Linked DNA regions of Mus musculus: region 1 is linked to region 2. A link is a loop called in an ENCODE intact Hi-C map of the cell type or tissue named here. Cell type or tissue: left cerebral cortex. All regions are shown on one strand. Links, peaks and the distances in the headings refer to the core of each region. The heading gives the core; the rest is flanking DNA.

The links. Hi-C counts contacts between places; a loop is a spot of excess contacts. Peaks named below come from ENCODE experiments on the same cell type or tissue, not always from the same donor. Only the 100,000 strongest peaks of a DNase experiment are listed, where the experiment ranks them.
Region 1: it touches region 2 in a loop (2.3-fold over the local background); 1 of 42 quality-filtered maps calls a loop at or near these places.

What each region holds. Positions count from the first base shown.
Region 1 is chr10:61,780,519-61,784,902 of GRCm38, forward strand. Macroh2a2 (macroH2A.2 histone) reads right to left here and starts at 3,346. Exons shown (of 9, transcript NM_207000.2): 1 at 3,265-3,346. Gm2137 reads left to right here and starts at 1,509. Exons shown (of 3, transcript XM_006514419.2): 1 at 1,509-1,541; 2 at 2,633-3,115; 3 at 3,584-4,304. The coding sequence starts at 1,509. The coding sequence ends at 3,754. In left cerebral cortex, for the core only: CTCF peaks have their summits at 1,450 (motif pointing right), 2,416 (motif pointing left) and 3,508; DNase peaks (open chromatin) are centred at 2,475, 2,702 and 3,497; H3K4me3 peaks cover 2,153 bases; H3K27ac peaks cover 2,108 bases.
Region 2 is chr10:61,836,788-61,841,171 of GRCm38, forward strand. Col13a1 (collagen, type XIII, alpha 1) reads right to left here. Exons shown (of 41, transcript NM_007731.3): 40 at 3,291-3,329; 41 at 1,447-1,921. The coding sequence ends at 1,919. Among named protein-coding and RNA genes, the nearest start is that of Gm40674, 6.1 kb to the right of the region's middle. In left cerebral cortex, for the core only: a CTCF peak has its summit at 2,145 (motif pointing right); DNase peaks (open chromatin) are centred at 687 and 2,191.

The sequences.
Region 1 (4,384 bases), core at 184-4,183, 56 kb before region 2:
AAAGGTATGTGAAGGATGATGGAGCATTCCTTACTAGTGGCTGTTACTGGGTTTTCCTTGTTGAAACCACCAAAACTCTGCCATGAATGTTTGCACGCAGGGAGCTCACTGTCTGCTTCAGTAGGATGTATACTGAGAAACGGAGTGCTAGGGAGATAGACAGCTTAGAGAGAAAGGTGCTTGCTGTCAAGCCTCATAATCTGAATTTGATCTCCAGGACCAACACAGGAAAGGACAGCAAGCTGCCCTCTGACCCCCAGCCTCACACTACACACACAGTAAGTAAATACAACAGTATCAGAAAAAAAATTCTAATTGCCACTTTATAGCATGTGACTATTATATGCTTAGCGGTGCCAAACTCAGGGCTAGGGAGATGTCTCCTTGGGCCAAAACTCTTGCCACCCAAGCATGAGGGCCTGAATTCAAATCCTTGAACTCACGTCAAAGCCCGATGCATAGAGTATGTGCAATTCCAGTAGCCCTTCAGAGAAATTTCAGCCACAGTCAGAACTGTCAGAAGCCCAAGGGCAGAACTGCCGGAAGGACAAAACCAGCCTGGCCTGATCCCTGGGGTTGTCCTCTGACCTCTCTATGGGCGCTATGGCACATGTAGACTTAACACAGATACACACACACACACACACACACACACACACACACACACACACACACGTAAAAACCAGTGCCTAACTGCCACGCACACAGTCTTTGTCCACAGGCACATACCCCTAGGCAATAGAAGGTACCCAATTTCCCAGGAGCACAAGTAAGTGATAAAATTTTTTTCCTGTGTTGGCTACATTTTTATTTTAGCATCTCCCAGGCTGGAAGTGGGGTGCTCACAGAGAGTAGAGCCCCGATTTCCTCAAATCCATGTTGCTCTCTCTGCCTGGATCTGTTTAAGAGTTCCTGCTTGCTGGGCAGTGGTGGCACACACCTTTAATCCCAGGACTTGGGAGGCAGAGGCAGATGGATTTCTGAGTTCGAGGCCAGCCTGGTCTACAAAGTGAGTTCCAGGACAGCCAGAGCTACACAGAGAAACCCTGTCTCGAAAAAAAAAAAAAAAAAAAAAAAAAACACCAAACCAAAAAAAAAAAAAAAAAAAAAAAAAAGACTTCCTGCTCAGTGAACGCTGCCTGGCTGACCCCTAGCAGATCATATGTCTTTTCTGCTCATCTCTACAACACACACTTTTCAAAGGCACTTATCAAGCCGGCAACTAACTTTAAGGCCATTTCTTACAAAAAAAAAAAAAACCAAACAAACAAAAACAACAACAACAAAACAGTCTTATGAGAATTCAATTTTTGCACGGGCCTCTCTGTGGGTGTTGATCTCTTCCATTTAAAACTGTCTGCCACTGAATTCACCTCCAGCTTCCCTAGCAGGAGGTAGAGAAAACAGGGTTTGGTTGTCTCAGGTGGTAGCCAGCAGGGGGTCCGGGGCTCGCTGTGGCACAGCAGGCCATAGGCATCCCACAAGCCCTGTCGTCAAGGCAGAGGAATATGGATAGGGTCAGAATCTTTCTGGATCCAGAGGTAAGTTCTTTTCATGGAGTTCTGAAATAGCAGAAACTGTGAATCATATCTAAAGGCTAAGAAGAGCGGATCCAGAGAGGGTAGGACAAACTGGAGGACAGGAAGACAGTATTTTAAGAGGGAATTTGGATGCAAGGAAAGAGATCTTGCTGCTATGAGTTATTTTATTAAGATACAATTTCCTACAGCGGGATTCCAATATTTGAGTTCCTGCATTTCAATATTTCTGAAAACTCCAAGGCACCGTCTACGGGTCCTGGAGTTCTGAGCATTTACTTGTGAGAGTTCTCTCTGTGGTGAAAGGAACCGCTTTCACTCTGGCAGAAGGAGCGGGCTGGGGACTAGGCACAGTTTAATTTGTTTTGAGACGTTAAAAGCAAAGACATTTTACTCTGAATAAGGTTTTCTCTCCCCCCCAACCCCCCACTGAACAGTTTTATTTCAACATAAACAGACGCTGAACCAGGGCTGCTGTTCTCCATAGGATTGATCGCGCCTGGGGCCTCCTGGGGTGTATGGCTTCTTGCTGTGATTTCCCCTGAAGCCAGCTCACCTGGAGAACTGCTTCAGTTGCTCCAGTCTGGGCAACCTGAGCCCAGTTCCCAATGAGTGCGTCCACTCTTTGGTTTTTTTCACTGGCCCCTTTCCCACTTTCCTCATCCCAAGAGAACCACGGCCCAAACGCTGCAGTAATGGCCAGGCCTAAATCAGGCCCACCCGTGGCTCATTTGAAGCCCAGGCACCATCAGTAATGCTGAACTCGTGAAGAAGGAGGTTCAATTGGCGTTTGGTGGCGGGGGTGGGGTTCGATGCCCCTTTGGCCATTGTTGAGAGGAACAAAGAGGGCAGGAGCTAAGGGCGCCCCCATGAGGAAAGGCGTGGAAAGCCACTCTGGGGAGCCATCCTAGGCTAGCGGGGCTGGAAAGCGGTGCACCTGGATGGCGCTCTGGCAACCGGGGAGGCAGGGCTGATTTCTACCCGCGGCAGCGGCTGCCGCCTTTCCCTGACTTGACTTTGATCCCCCTCTTCTTGATATTGTTACTATTATTTTTGTTATTTTCCCGCGCAAATTAAGCAGCTGGGACCGGTAGGGCGAGCCGCTCAGGGGCCGCCATTTGCCGGTGGAAGCACCGATCGCCCCGGAAAGGGAACCCGAGGGGAGTGCTCGGCCTCAAGTCCTCCTCCGCCCGCGGCTCCCGCAGCATCCCGGCTCCGCGCCCGCGCCGCCCCGGCGTCTCTGCGTCCTCCTCCATTGTCAGCCCCGCGCCCAGCTCGGCACCCCGGAGGCCCTGGTCGCGCGCCCTCGGCCCTTGCGAGCCAGCGTCCCCCTCCCGGTTCCCTCGGCGCCCGGGCGCCTCCCTCCTCCCTCCCCCGCTCCCCGAGCTCCGCATCCAGGGCTCCCGGCACCGCCAGCCTGGCCGCGGGACCCCGCATTTCGGCATCCTCCCTGCTTGGCCCAGGGTGCCCCGGCCCCTCGCCAGCGGCGGGCATCGCGCGGCGTCTTCGGCAAACCCCCCTTTTATCTCCCGAGGAAGCAAGTTGGGCAGATCGATTTATTAATTTCTGTGGCAGAGGTGGGTCGGTGACCGGGGTGCGCCCTCAGGGCTGCAGCGGGGAGGCGCCGTGGCTCCCTTCGGCCCCTGCACTGCCCGGACAAGAGGGTTTTGTTTCCAGACCCCCGGCGCCCCCCGAAACAATGATGCCATGGGCATGGCGGGCTCACCTGGTGCTGCACCGCGGGCTCCGGGCGCCCGGTGGCCTAGTGCGCGCCAATCCCGGCCGCAGGTTCGGCCCGCGTGCCGCCGGTGCTGGGCAGGACCCTGCCTTTCTTGGGGTTGTATCTGTGCGTGTCAATGGCGGCAAGCGGCAGTTCTCCGGGCCGCGGATAGTAGCGGGGGGAGGAGGAGGAGGGAGAAGGGATTGCTCCTTCTCCACATAACCACCTCTAGGAGGAGTCGCTCAGCCTCATCCCCCGCCAGCCCAGGCTCCGCGACGGGTCCGGGGGCTTTCGTGGGGCTTGATGAGCTATTGTCCTTCTGCAGTGGAACCACAGGGCCAGTTCGCGGAGCTGTCGGCTGCGAGGACACCGCTTCCCTAGAGCCCGGCACGGAGGCCTTGTGGTCACCAGCCACAGGCTCCAGATAGCTCGACCCACCTTTGCTGGGCGAAAGAGGTGTGGGCGTTCATCTGCCCATTACGGGATGAGAAGGTGAACGAAAAAAAAAAAAAGCAAGCCACGTTGGATGCAGCCCTGATCTGAAATTACCAAACACGTTACTGTGTCGCGCACGGCGCCGAAGGAACCGAGAATTTATTCTGGTGATTCGCTAGTAGTGATGGAGATCCAGATGTGCTTCCTGGTGGATGAAGACCATGTGCCCCGGCATCATTTAAAAATTGGATTGCGTTAATTTGCCATCTCCCGACGGTTATTGAGGTTAAGCACAAAGAGAGTGTCTAAAGAAGCAATTTTTTGTATTAGTTTCTGGAAAATTCATTGTGATGGCGGTGCAGTGGACAGTATCAGGTGACACTGGGCGCGTGTAGTTGTTTGGTCCCTGATGAAAAACCACGTTGTCTTTTGTACTGTGAACCCTGTCAAGGGCACATGGCTCTAGGGCCAGTCACCGTAAGCATTCAGTTGAATGGACGGTCCATGGTGCCTCAGATTTTTTCCTGCATGAATCAGAGGACTCTGGGAGGAAACCTTTTGATTTCTGCAAAAAAAAAATAAAAAATAAAAAATAAAAAATGTGAAGCCGAGATCTTTAGCATTGAGCGAATGGACTTTGCCCAAACCCGTGACCTTTTGTATGTGTGCTCGCTGCCACAAACTAACTGTA
Region 2 (4,384 bases), core at 292-4,291:
ATATTGTGTATGTGTGTATGTATATGTATTTATGTGTATATGTATGTATACATATATGTATGTGTATATTGATATACATATGCGCATGTATATGTGTATGTGTGTATGTATTTGTATATATCTGTATACATCTGTGTATGTATGTGTATTTGTGTGTATGGACATGTGTCACAACAGCAGACAACCTTAGGCGTTGATCCATCCACCTTGTTTTTTGAGTCAGGGTCTTTCTCCAGCCTGAGGCTTTCTGATTAGGCTAAGCTAGTTGGCTGGCTAGCAAGGCTGGGGGACCTACATCTGAGCATTGGATATCCAAGCATGGACCCCCAACACTTAGCTTTTTAACATGGGTACCCATGGGTACAAGCATGGGCTGAACTCAGGTACCCAGGCTTCTGCAGCTGGCTCATTACTGATGGATCCATTTCTAAGCCTGACAACTCCGTTTCTTTGTAAAAAGGAATTTAAAACCACTCATCTATTTTATGTGTATGCACACATGTGCATGTATGTGTGGGGACTACATACATGCTTGGCTCCCACAGTGGTCAGAAGAGGTGTCATATTCCCTTGGAATATGAGCTGCAGATTTCTGCGCACTGCTGGGGTGTTTTAAGCCACTGAGCCAATCTTTCTAGCCACCCCCATTTCCTACAAAACAACTCGAGGTTTGTCGAATGTGGCTGCGATCTAGTGGGGGTGTATGGCAGGGTGATTCTCCTTCACTGGAAAAGAATGTCACAAGAGGCAAAGCGCCCTCCTTCAGCTAGCTGTGCTTGGATCCACAGACGTCTGTGAAGCCAACAGTGTGCTCTGAAGCGGCTGTTACTAGAGATCATAACTCAGAAGAAAGCTTGAATGGGACATGTCCTCCATAGGCCAGAACCCTTCGCCTCTGGTTGGTGGCGCGGTTTGGAGAGGCTATAGGACCCATGGGGCGAGACGTCCCTCGCTGGAGCGGGCTCTGAGGTTTTATAGCCTGGCCTCACTTTCTGTTCTCTTGTCTGTTCCCTGTGTATGTATGAAATGTGAACAGCTTCCTGCTCTTGTAGCTCCCTGACATGATAGACTCCCCGCTCTGGATCCGTGAGCCCAAATCAACCCTTTGCTGCTCAAAGCTGCTTTGAGCTATGGTATTTTATCACTGCAACAGAAACAGTACAGAGGAGTTGGGGGGGGGGGTGGGGAAGAGGGACTAAAATGGCCAGAAGCCCTACCCAAACCTGAAGCAATGCATGAAGTCCCCTTTGCAGCCCCCAGGGTCCTCGGTATTGCTGAACCCTCAGTACTCAGGTGCGTTTAGGCCATGACTTAGGGAAAATGTCTTAAATGAGTCAACACTGTCCTTTTTTTGTTGAAACTAACATTTCCCAACATTGCTCCACACTTCTGCGGGTTCCTGCTTGCACAAGACAGAATGGATTTAATTTAGAGATTAACCAGGATCATGAATTGCCACGTTTTATTATTTTTTTCTTATAATAATGACCGTCAGTTAAAATGTAAAATATTGTCAGACACATGTAGTCTGGCAAACACCACCGACCTCCACTTTTTTTGTGTGTGTGTGTGAATTCACACACAAGCTCACAGCACCTCTGTGCTGGTGGGCCCCCTTTGGCACTGGAACACAATAATTTATGAAGCTGTGATATTTAGTAAGTGTGCACAAATATCATGCAACATTAGGAGCAGACGCACAGACAGAAAGTGTATTAGAAACAGATTTATACAAAAATGTCTTGTAAACAAAAAGGGAAAGGGGTTATTTCCTGTACAAAATCTGCAGGCTTTTCTTCTTTCTTTCTTAATGATCTGTAAGATGCATCATAGTTTGGGCATTTTCAAAAGGTGAAAACTGTATAAAAATAAATATCCTATATACAAACACACACAGGCCAGTCCCAGGTTAGAGGCATCACTGCAAAACAAAACCAGAACAATGGATAGTTAGTTTCAGGAGCACTGAATGCTGCCTCCCCTAGAGGAGAGGAGGTGGATTTGGTTCCTCAGAACCTCTGATAGGGAAGTGTGAAACTTTAAACTCGCTAGAGGGAAGACCCTCCTTAGGACTGTAAGATACCACTCCCAGAAGGGAAACCCCCCACTTTCACCTTGACGCTACTCCCTTCTGCAGCCACTAGAGGGCAGTCTCTCTACGCTGTCTTGGAAACCGCGCTATTTACTACATGTGTCCAGAAGTCTTTTGTGGTGTTATCCAGCAGACATAGGCTTCTTTAGATGCGCCTCCAACATGCTGTAGCTCTGGACAGCAGCTGTGGCTCCCTTGCTAAACTCAACATGTTCCATGCCCTGCTTACCAGGAGTATCTTTCTTTAGGGACAGGGGAGGGTTTTATTTAATGGATTCATGGCTGAAGGGAGTACAGATTCTTGGGAGACATGGCCCCTTCAATGCTGAATTTTTTTCCTTTCTTTGACTTGTGAGTACTTTTGGTAGCTAGGTGCTCAGTCTAGGTCTGATGGCTTGTTTGTCTCCCTACTTGCCCCAGATTTGTACATCAACAAGATTTCGAGGGTTGGGGCACGGGGTGCTGAGCCATCTCTGCAATTCAGAGTTAGTGGCATAGGGCTGGACTGGCTAAGTACAAAGTCTTGTGAGTGCAGGGTCTTAAACCCTACAATGAGGACATACTGATAACTTTGGTGGGTGGTGGTGGGGGACTGAGAAGATGCTGAGGGGGAGGGGAGGTGCAGGGAGACGGCACGCATGCGCGGCTGCCCACCATCTGGTTGTGGATCCTGCCGAGGACTAAGGAAGGCTTCTGCCCTTAGGCTGGGGAGTCCTGTGACTTGGGAGCTGCGGCTGAGAGGGATGGCCCTATAGTATTAAACTGACTGCTTTAATGATGGCAAATGACAAGGGCATTTTAAATCTGCTGATATCTTGGTGCTCGGGACACCTCCGTCTCCTAGGTGAGTGGATGCTGAGATTACGTACACGTAGCACCATGCAGGATTTACGCAGCGCTGCGAATCAGACCCAGGGCTTTGTGCATGCTAAGCACTCTTATTAACTGATCTATATACCTAGTTCCTTAAAATGTCTCTAAGTGTTCTGCAGGTATGTGCAGTGAGATGTTTAATGCCCTGCCCCTGCCCCCGCTCCGCCCATCAGCTAACCGCTGGTGAGGTAGCAACTTTCTTGACCCACTCACATCTTCCTGTCTCATCTGCAGAAAAGCAGGTGGGAAACTGCCAACTTTATGGCACTGTTGAGAAAGAGCAGCACCTTTGACGCAGAGCTGCATGGCCTTCTGGGAATCTTACCTTGTTCCAGCAGCCTTGGACTGGTAAGCCATCTTCTCCCTGCATGGAAGCAGAGAACGCTTAGGCTCTTGAGATAGTTGTCTGAGCAGACAGGTGACAAGGACATAAACATTTCCATAGCCTTGGTGGGGCATGGCCTACCACTGCTGTCTGCTTCCATTTTTGCTCTGGGTCAGAATCTTGGAAGAGGGAAGCATTTAGATGCTACCGTTTTCCCTTCGGTTAATGCCCAGTGTGCTGCAGGGCAAGGCTAAGAGGCTACTGTGGCCCGTGGGGTCAGCCAGCACAGGTAGATGCCCACAGCTCAGACTCTGTGGAGTTCTAAGAACTCAGGTCACTCAGCACGTGGACCTCCTGGCCTTCCTCTACAAACCTGGTGGGGATGGGATGGTGTTCCGGGGGGCCCCCAGCCTGCCTGAGCTCATCTCTCTTCCTAAGCAGTGGGAGATGTCATCTAAACAGTCCCAGATACTGGTCAGTAGTGGGTGGGAACAGGGGCTGGTAAGAGACACACAGCCCCAGGGGGATTGCAACATGATTTTGAGATGACTTTCTGACCCTGCCTCTGATACACCCTGGAATTTGGAGTGAAATGAATTATCAGGGTGGGAAACTGTGTGCTCTCTGAGGCAAGGCAGCAGCAGCCTCTGGGTACTGCCTGTGAGGGAACCCTCACCAGGCTTATTGGGCCTGACATTCTGGCTTCTCTAGCACATCCTGAAGCCACCCAGGCATCTTCCAGAGGCCAGGCTGGCGGGGAAGGCCAGGTGGTGTCTTAAGAGTTCTAGGTCTCAGTCCCATCCTAGAATTGCAGTCTAGGGTCTCCTCCACCCAGCCAGCAGCGAACCTCCCAATCACCCAGCATGCTGCAGCTACTGCCCCAGCCCAAAGAAACCTAGCATGTGTTCAAGTTATGTCAATAGCTTTTCCACCATTTCCCCATTTCCGCCAGTCCAAGACAAAGAACACATCATTATTGGAACAGATATCATTTTGAATAGTCAAATGATATCTGTCCCCTCTGGGCTCGGAAAGGACTATAGGGGGCATGCATTTCAGTTTCATGGTGACTTCTGTCCCCTTTGCAGTCCATC